Regions from separate parts of the Homo sapiens genome. Here region 2 is linked to region 1. A link is a loop called in an ENCODE intact Hi-C map of the cell type or tissue named here. Cell type or tissue: ascending aorta. All regions are shown on one strand. Each heading gives the region's core, and the rest is flanking DNA. Links, peaks and the distances in the headings are about the cores only.

What was found. A loop is a pair of places that touch in the nucleus more often than their neighbours do. Peaks named below come from ENCODE experiments on the same cell type or tissue, not always from the same donor. Only the 100,000 strongest peaks of a DNase experiment are listed, where the experiment ranks them.
Region 2: it touches region 1 in a loop (2.1-fold over the local background); 60 of 110 quality-filtered maps call a loop at or near these places.

The regions. Positions count from the first base shown.
Region 1 is chr1:25,196,332-25,202,110 of GRCh38, reverse strand. No RefSeq gene overlaps it. Among named protein-coding and RNA genes, the nearest start is that of SYF2, 33 kb to the left of the region's middle. RefSeq lists a silencer at 322-496 and an enhancer at 2,562-3,061. In ascending aorta, for the core only: a CTCF peak has its summit at 3,162; a DNase peak (open chromatin) is centred at 3,200; H3K4me3 peaks cover 1,153 bases; H3K27ac peaks cover 1,496 bases.
Region 2 is chr1:24,919,093-24,923,232 of GRCh38, reverse strand. RUNX3 (RUNX family transcription factor 3) reads left to right here. Exons shown (of 5, transcript NM_004350.3): 3 at 3,889-3,993. It overlaps MIR6731 (microRNA 6731), which reads left to right and starts at 3,817; the gene lies at 3,817-3,888. In ascending aorta, for the core only: no CTCF peak of the experiment used is centred there; a DNase peak (open chromatin) is centred at 2,852; H3K4me3 peaks cover 1,059 bases; H3K27ac peaks cover 912 bases.

The DNA of each region.
Region 1 (5,779 bases), core at 1,755-4,254:
ACTGAGATTACAGGTGCCCGCCACCATGCCCAGCTAATTTTTTTTTTTTGTATTTTTAGTAGAGACGGGGTTTTGCCATGTTACCCAAGCTGGTCTCGAACTCCTGTGGCTCAGGCAATCTGTCTGCCTTGGCCCTCCAAAGTGCCAGGATTACAGGTGTGATCCACCGCATCCGGCCAGCTGTTTTTGCATTGCTGTAAATGAATACCTGAGGCTGGGTCATTTATAAAAAGAGGTTTAATTGGCTCACGGTTCTGCAGGCTGTATGAGAAGCATGGTGCCAACATCTGCTCGGCTTCTGGTGAGGACCTCAGGAAGCTTACAATCATGGTGGAAGGTAAAGGGGGAGCAGGCACGAGAGTGGGAGCAAAAGAGTGGGGTTGGGGGGCGGTTCCAGACTTTTAAAGAACCGGAACTCATGTGAACTCACGGAGCAAGAACTCACTTATCACCAAGGGGATGTCGTTAACCCATTCATGAAGGATCTGCCCTGGTGGTCCAGTCATCTCCCACCAGGCCCCACCCCCGACATTAGGAATCATATTTCAGTGTGAGATTTGGGGGGAACAAACAAACATCCAAACCATATAGAAAGACATCCCCTGGTTCTCAACAGCCCCCACTCTCATTTTTTGCAGGAGGTGCGGAAGGTGAAATGGGTAGGTGGCTTATGAGCATAAGCTGTTGGTAATTAGATCCTTCCTTGGCCTCAAGTCCTCCCTATTTCTCAATTGGCCACGCTGTTGGAGAAAAAGGTGTGGGACAGGCCTTTAGGATCACATTACTGAGGGAGAGGAGGCAGTTTCAGAGGACACATTCCCGGGGATTTGTTTACCTGTTGACCGGATCTTGTGGAGGGCTCCAGAGAGCCTGTTCCCGACAGGCGACCTCCAGCGCTGTGGGTGAAGGGTGAACATGGAAGCTGATGGCCATGACTGTCAGAGGAGCTGCAGTGGGGTCTACTGGATGGGCAGGCCCGTGTGGGATGGAATGAGGCTCAGGGGAGTGGCAAGTCCAGAAACAACTGTAACAGAGGAGGGACTAAATATGATGAGGTGGGAGGATCAAGAAATGCAGAAAAGATGCAGAGGGGTCAGATATGGTGGCTCATACCTGTAATCCTCGTGCTTTGGGAGGATAAGGCAGGAGGATGGCTTGAGGCTGGGATTTTGAGACCAGCCTGGGCAACATAGTGAGACCTCATCTCTATAAAAAGTAAAAAAAATTAGCCAGGTGTGGTGGCGCCTGCCTGTAGTTCTAGCTACTTGGGAGGCTGAGGTGGGAGGAACACTTGAGCCTGGGAGGTTGAGGCTGCAGTGAGCCATGATCACGTCACTGCACTCCAGCCTTGGCCTGGATGATAGAGAGAGACCCTGTCTCAAAAAGCAAACAGACAAACAAACACACACCAAGCAGGAGCCTAAAGAGCCACTCCACTCACGTAGAGAAAACTTCACACACAGGAGCTGATTTTCGGAGCGTGAGAGCCCTATGGCTGGGCACTGTGGTGGTCCTTGCCCTCCAGACAAGGGAGCAAAGGCTCAGAGGTTTACGCTACCGGTTCCAGACCACACTGCTGTGAGTGGCAAGGTGGGGCTTCGAATCCAGCCCTATCGGCTGCCAAAGCCGCATTGCTCATCCACCAAGCCACACTTCCTCTCAGCCCTGCCTGTTCATTAAGGCTCTTCTCGGAAGCTCCAGGTGCCCGCATACCCTCTCCCAGTGCCCCTGCCATCTGTCCTGACTCCCTGCCTGTCAGAGCTTGGATACCACGTGGTACTTGGCCTTCTCCCGTAGATGCTTCTCCCCTACAGACCTGGCCCAGATAGGCAGGCCTTTGCCAGCCTGGCCATGCCTGGCTTGGGCGAATGTCGACTCGTGTCGTCCTGTGAGCACGCCATCCCAGGGCACTATGGTGGATGCCTCTGTAGCACAAAGAGACTGGGCCAGGGTCCTTGAGGGCTCGGGCTGGAGCGGGGGCCCTCACATTCCTGCTGCCTGCCAGCACTGTCTCCAAATGCCTGTCAGGTTGTAAAGGCGAAGAGTTGTGCATAACAGCTGCAGAAATCAAGCTGGCTCAGAAGAGCTCAGCCTGCAGAGAGAAGAAAATGATTTCAGCAAGAAACAAGCTGCAAATAACTCATAATGACCAGAGTGGGGCCCTGCCGGCTTTGCTCTGGGTTTGGTGAAATGTCTTAAGATATTTTTCCAAAGCCCTGGATTTGGCCAAATTGGAAACGTCCTTCGGCAAATGCTTTCTTTGCCTTAATTCTTAAAGTCAAGACTATTTGGAAGGCGATCTCCTTTGCTGTTTCAGATTCGTTTACTCTTGACACATCACAAGGGGCCTGCTGGGCGAGAGCTGTTTATAGGAGCAGATTTTAGGAATCAGAGGCTAAAGCAAGAAAGGTTTGGTCCATCCCATTAAGCACACCTCCCCCCATCCTCCACGTGGGGAGAAAGCCCTGGAAACAAGGGACTGAGGCTTGGGATCCCTGGTGGAGGTCAGGAAGTACCTCCTCCGTCACCCCTGGGCACCTTAGAGTTGTCTCCCAAAGCCTCCTCACTTTTCTCTTCTCTTGGATTCTAGAAATGCTGCCGAACTCAAAGCCACAGACCCCAGAGACCTACAAGGCAGTGTAGGTCTCACGAGCCTTGGTCTCACGTTGCTCAGGGGGGTCTTCCCTTCCTCTCGGCTCCTCCCACCTTCTCCTTCTGCACGACACCTTGGGAGGGCCTTGTGAGTGGCTTCTGTGGCACTGACCCAGGACCCCAAGCTCTGTAATTAGGCCCAGAGCCTCAGGTCTTTCAGCTCTACCCTGGACGTGGAAATAGAATCCTGAAGGCTTTTTGCTTCTGGTTTCTAGGCTGTCTCCCCGGACACTGCCTCGCCCTCTGCGGGGCTCTGAGTTCCTGGTGGAGGCGCCCACAGTGTGTGGCTGGCTACACTGCTCACTGCAATGGCTATAGGAGGTGAACACGGGATCAACCCTGCCGGGTTTGCTCCTTCGCAGTGACGCACGGCTCCGAGAACACACTCGGCCTCTGTATTTTGGCTTCACGTTGGAAAAATCTGCAACAATGCCTTCTGAGTCAATTCCACTGGGGCTCTGGTGACAAACCACTCTGGTTGTGTCTGGTGGCTTACAGGGTCCCCAGAGCCCTTTGATGGAATTACAGCTGCTCCTCTGTGCCGTCGCTGTCTCTCTGCCTCTGTCTCGCTCAACCTCTGTTTCTCTTTCTCTCTGTCAACACGGAAGGAGCTGGAACCAAACTGGAATGTGTGCTTGGGCAGCCTCAGTCCCGAGTGCCCACGAGCTGGTGTGTCTTGGCAACAGTGGCCCAGCAGCGCCCTGGCAGAGCCAAGCAGATGAATGGGTAATTAAACCGAGTGTTTCCCTACTGATACTTATTTCCCTGGTTCCAAATTTATTACTTAATTAAAGGGTATTCACAGCCTGCCAAGAGATGCTAGATCTTTCTTTCCTGTGCCAACAAATAGTTCCTCTTATACCCCTCTTTTGCCCTCAATTCTGCCTCTCTCTTTTTGTCTATCTGTGTCTCTGTCTGTTTCTCTCTTCCTCTCTCACAGACCCACATCCACACCCACGCCCACAGAGTCTTAGATCAAATAAGAGTACTAGTTGTTAGTAATTTCCTTGGTTAAGACTCTTGATAGTTTTTGCCCCAGGACAAGGCAAGAGAGTTAGTCCCGGCTCTTTTCTCCAATGGCTATTTAGTCCTGTGGGCTTGAGGTTTGGGTCCAGGGAGAGAGGAGTCAAGGGAGTGGTGGCTGAGGCCATGCTAAGGCTGGCTGGACCGGTGGGGACGTTAGTGCCCCTGACTTCCCCATCGTTGTTTCCAGGTGGGCACTGCCCCCAGGCAGCTTTCTCTCCTCTGCCCGCTCAGCTGCTGCTCCCCGCAGACTTCCTCATTCCTTCTGTTTTGCCCCATCTGAGATGAGCCTGTGTGCTTTGGAACACAGCAGACTATTGTTCCAAAGACAATAAAAAAAGATTGGGAAATGTAGTGGCTGTCACTCCCCAGTGCCTTCAAGTTAGAATTCGACGTGTGTGTTCAGAGGGCCGTGGTGAGATTGCGCCTGCCAAGGTAGAACAAACAAAAAGGAGTAAGAGAGAAAAAAGACAAAAGCTGGGATTAAACACCCCAAAAAGAAGATAAAATAGGCACCTCCTCCCTTAACCTCCCGTGACAGATTTAAAGCTTCATTAGTGGCCCACAAGGGGTTCTCAAGCAGCTACTGCCTCATCATCATGGCCATTAACCAGCGTGCAAATGACCCGCCGAGGGCCCTCGACCTGTCATGGCGCTGTCACCAGCGTGGTTTATGGCTTCTGAGCACCAGGTCCCAGATGGGCAACATGATCCTTTGCTTCCCTCATCAGAGCAAATCTGGACTTTAGAGCTCGTAAATTCAGCGGGGTGTCCCAGGGGCTGGCTGACATCTTGGAGGTGCCGGGTGAGGATTTATGGGCCCAGCCATAGTTTTGGGGGAGCCACAGGTTACCAGCGCAGGCATTAAAAGATACGGAGTTGCCCAACACAGCAAATGATGGCCACACGGGTGGCTCAAAGACAGCAAGGCTTAGTCAGCATGAGAGAGGGCGTGTGGTCCCTTAATGGGACTGGTGGCCGCTGCTGTTTACCCAGCCGTGGGGCTAGGAGCGCTCTATGCACTGTTTTCCTGCCCTCAACACTCAGGCAGGGGGCTGAGCCGGGATCCTGACTCCCAGGCTGGCCAGTGGGGTGGAGCGAGTCCTCACTGCCCCACAGCTCTTCCCAGCTATTCCATTCCCAGGCTGCCTCCACCTCCCACCCCTCCAACCCACCCTGGCCCGGGGTGGCTTTGCACACTTAGAACAACCTCTGGCTTGGTTGTATTAGCAGAGACATGGATCCTTAGTGTTCCTAAATGGCAGGTCTCAGGGCCGGGGCAGGGACACTGCCTCTCCACCCAGATTCCACCTGCTCCATGCCCTGGCTCGTCCCCACCACCAGCCCTCCAAATCCCCGTCCCTGCTGGTATTCATTCATCCTCTGGAGCCAGGCTGCCCATTCAGCTTCCTGCTCTGTCACTCACTGCTGTGTGCTCTTGGACACATCACTTAACCACGCTGGGCCTCATTCTCTCATCTGTAAGAGGCAGGTTTTTACAGAAGTGCCTACGTGGTTGTAGGGTTGTTGTAGGATTGCATGCGATAACCCATGTAAGTGCCTGGCCCGTAGCAAATGGTTGATAAATGTGAACTTTTTATTTATGTTATTATCATCATTGTGCCAGCTCGTCAGACACTACCTGCCAGTCCTTTCGGTGAGACGGCCTGCCTGGTGTCACACTTAATGTGTGTGTCTAGCTCTTTTTTTTTTTTTTGAGATGGAGTCTCGCTCTGTTGCCCAGGCTTGAGTGCAGTGATGTGATCTCGGCTCACTGCAACCTCCACCTCCGGGTTCAAGCAATTCTCCTGCCTCAGCCTCCTGAGTAAGCTGGGATTATAAGCGCCCCCCCCACTATGCCTAGTTAATTTTTGTAATATCTATAGAGATGGGGCTTTGTCAGGTTGGCCAGGTTGGTCTCGAACTCCTGGCCTCAAGTGATCCACCCGCCTCAGCTTCCCAAAGTGCTGGGATTGCAGGCGTGAGCCACCATGCCCAGCCATCTAGCTCATTTCTGGGAGCCCTTAAAGACCTCTGTGTTCCTTAGGCATTGCATGTAGAAGGAGCACAGACAAGGCTTCAGTGTCAAATTGACCCGGGTGTT
Region 2 (4,140 bases), core at 1,641-4,140, 280 kb after region 1:
CCTCTCCTTTGTACCTGGGAGGGGTGGTGACAGGCGTGGAAGCTGGTGGAAGCGGCCGAGGAGTGCTGGTGACCTCAGGGGTGGCATGTGGTTTGCTACCTGGTATGGGTGGGGGCTTCTCACTTCTCAGGAGCGGGACGTTAGTACCTGTGTGCAAAATGGGAGCCATTATCTCTGCCCTTAATTTATTTAACAAATGTTGTTGAGCACCTACTCTGTGCCGGATGCCGTCCTAGGGGCTGGAGACACTGCATGAACAAGACAAAAACTTGGGCCCCTGGGGAGGTTATAATCTAGTAGAAGGAGACAAAATGAGTAGATGGATTATTAAAAGCATATGCATTGTGAGAAAATTCCAGCAGGTGCAGGGAATAGAGAAAGGGAGTGGTAGGGCCTGTGATACTTCAGGTTGAGCTGCTTAGCGCTTTTTTTTTTTTTTTTTTTTTTTTTGCCCTGTGGGCCCCTCTGATAGCTGGTGAAGCCCGCACACCTTTCTCAGAACAATGATATTTTTAAGGTATAAAATCAAATACAAAGTATTACAATAGAAACCATTTCTATTAAAACATAGCAAAATACTTTAAAAATTGTGGTAAATGTGCTGCTTTATTCAATGTATTAAATAAGATCTAGCATTGGGCCTAATGACAACCATGGTTTTGAAGTTGTGATGAGCATAAAAGATATTTAGAGCAATCTGCAGCAACTGTAATGTGATATGTAAGTATCTGTGACGTCTGTTGGTGACAAGGTCACAGGTACGGCTGATAATACCTCTGTGGTTTGTTGCCTACGCTCGTACTTGAGAGTGATGCTAAATTTCAGTTAGAGGTTAGGGACAATACAATTGTAATTTTTTCCTACCCTAGTTCTCAGGCTCATTCAACTCTACGGAGCCAAGTTAAAAATGCCTTCCAGGTGTAGTGGTTTACGACTGTAATCCCAACACTTTGGGAGGCCAAGGCAGGAGGATCACTTGAGCCCAGGAGTTCAAGACCAGCCTGGGCACATAGTAAAAGCTTGAAAAAAAAAAAAAAGAAAGAAAGGAAAGAAAGAAAAGAAAGGAAAGGAAGGAAGGAAGGGAGGGAAGGAAAAGAAGGAAGGGAAAAAAAGAAATAGCCGGGCATGGTGGCGCTCACCTGTTGTCCCAGCTACTCAGGAGGCTGAGACAGGAGGATCACTTGAGCCCGGGAGGTCCAGGCTGCAGTGAGCTATGATCATGCCACTGCACTCCAACCTGGGTGACAGAGCAAGACCTTGTCTCAAAAAAATTAATTAAAATTAAAAATGCCTACTTCAGATAAAGTGACCAGGGAAGGCCTGACTGAGAAGGTGGGCGACCTGAAGGAGGGTTTTAGTAAGCTTTCAAATGCTGCTGTGGGCCCGGGGCCCTGTGGCAGGGCACTGGGACCCATTAGTCCTCCGTGTCTCCAGTCTGGCCCCTAGGGCTCTGGGCTGTCTGCCTAAACTCCCCGTCATAACCAAGAAGGTGCTGGACAATGCTGGCAGGGTCAGAGGCTCAGGGACCCCAGGAGAGTGCTGGGCTGGTTGGAGGAGAAAGAGGTCCAGCAGAGAAATGACCTCAGAGTGAGGAAAGGCAGTAGGAGGGGTCGGGCAGGGAGCCCGAGGCATCTGCCTGGCACTTCCCTAGACCATCTGCACTTCTGCTTCCAGAAATCATACAAAGTGGCCCCTGTGACCTGAGAGTGGGAGACCAGGTCTGTTCTGACCTGGGGCTCCGGGGGCAAGTGCAGTCAGAATTTCTATCCCTGCCTCAGCCGACTGGCTTAGGAAAAGGCTTCCAGAGAAGCCCCTCATTTCCCAGCTGGAGTGACACTCAGTGGGTCTTGAGCTTTAAATTCCCCCTGGTGTCTCAGAGGGCCTTGGGTCCTGTGGCATGGCTCCTGGCAGCCTGGCTGGTTTAATTTTGTTCCGGATTCTCCTGCCTCTGGGGCTAGAATTTTCACTTGATCAGTTGACTAACAAGTACCCGGCCATGCAAAGAGAACTGTGAGATACTGGTCTCCACCCTGAGCTTCATCTCCCACCTGCAACGTGGGGCTGTTGAAACCTACCTGCTCACTTTGGAGGCGTGTCAGGGGGACACCAGAGGGATGCGCTTGGGCAGCCTCTCTCCTTGACCATCCTGTGCCAGCCCTGGGGTACAGGTGAGAGTGCGAGACCATTGGCCCCTACCCACAGGGAGTTCCCAGGCCTGTACGTGGGATCCAGAGGCAGGGATAGGGGGATAAAGTCTGGCTTGGGGGATCCGCAAATCTCCCCCGCTCCCGGCCACCAATCTCATAAAGCATGAGGCTGTGGATCGTAATAGAGAATAGGGTGAGAGGAGGACTCTTACCCAGACCCCCAAACTCCCAGACACATCAGAGAATTCACTGTAGAAAGTAGAGAGAAGACTGTCGAAAGTAAATCTTCATAAACTGCTTTCTACACGGAGAAACCCGTCTGAACATAAAACGATAGAAGAACGAGAAATAGAAGTGAAAATGAAAAACCACCCAGCGTGTGAAGGCAAAATGTGCAGGCCTGTGCCCGGGGAAACTGATGGCCACAAATACAGCATGGAAAGTATTAACAAGCTTAATATATAGCAATTTTTAAAAGGCACTAAAACCTTCACAGGAAAGTAAAAGAACATGAAGCAGTAATTTGTGTTGGATTATGATGGATAATAATCATATAAAAAGTTTCATTCTCACTAGTAATAGAAAAAAAGGCAAACAAAATCAAGAGCGTGTAAAAGATCTTCCATCTTGATAGACACATCCCTGGGGTGTGACGCAGCCTCACACGCGAGGGTGACGACTAAATCTCTCCGGAGAGTCATCTCACTCCAAGAGGGATCCGCGCCCGTAATATGTCCCAACCCTCTGCTGCCGTGAAATCACTCACCGCTTCTTGGAATCTCTTCTAAGGAAATAAGCAGAGATGCAGACAAAGATTTTTATAAACAGAAGGTCACTTTCATTTTATTTTAAATGGTAAAAAAAAAAAAAAGTAGTATTTTAAAAGTTTTTTCCCCTCTCAGGAATTTTGAATGGAGACTTTGGAGCCAAATGTCTATCTAAAAATAGAACATTCTGGAAATAACAGTTGTGTCTACAGAAGAAATGTCTGCAGCTCCCAAATCAGTCCTTTTTCAGCTCCAGCTGCACACATCAATAAGAAATTAGCAACGATGTAAATACCCGAGAGTAAGGAGGTAGATAAATAAAAGATGAGGAGGCTTCCTTGAGTTGAAATATTTTGCAGCCATTAAAAACGAAGTTTATGGAGTTTTAATGACGTGGGAAAGTGCTTCTGATGTGAGGTTAAATGAAAAAAAAAACAGTATGAAAATCTGTATTTTAGTACCACTGCGACTGTGTAAATATACAAACCCATACAAAAAGAGCTGAAAGGGAAAACACCAAATGGTAACGGTGTCTATCTCCAGCTAGTGGAACCGTGGGGGGGGGGTGTCTTTTCTTCTTTATTTATATTTTGTATGTTCTTGAATTTTTCTACAAAGATCACCAATTACTTTCAGAAAATAGAATATACCCATCCTGCTCCCCACCACAAAATCGTGTGGGTCTCTGAATAGAAGAGACAGCAGAAAGGCCAAGAAGAGGGGAACATGAGCCAGGGTGGTCACGGCATGGGGCGGGGGGTTGACAAAGTTGGCGTCAGACCCCCAGGGGCCTTGAATGCCAAGCCCAAGAGCTTGAACTTCACCCAGAGCCCTATCTTCTGCCCATGTTCAAAGAGGACAGAGTGCCCCTTCTTGACAGTTAGGGGCTTCCAGGGGTAGATACAGGTGGGAGAGCAGGGTATTGTGGAAGCTCCAGGTGCCAACCACCTGCCTCTATTCCCCACTCTCCCCAGGGAAGAGTTTCACCCTGACCATCACTGTGTTCACCAACCCCACCCAAGTGGCGACCTACCACCGAGCCATCAAGGTGACCGTGGACGGACCCCGGGAGCCCAGACGTAAGTGCCACCGAGCCCCCTGAGCCCCTGCGCGGGGGAGGAGGGTCCAGTGCGGGAAGGACAGCAGCTAGGTCAGACAGATGGAGCCCTCCTCGGGGGGTTGCAGTCCTTGGCTCTGTGCCCCCACACACTGCGTGCCTGCTGGCA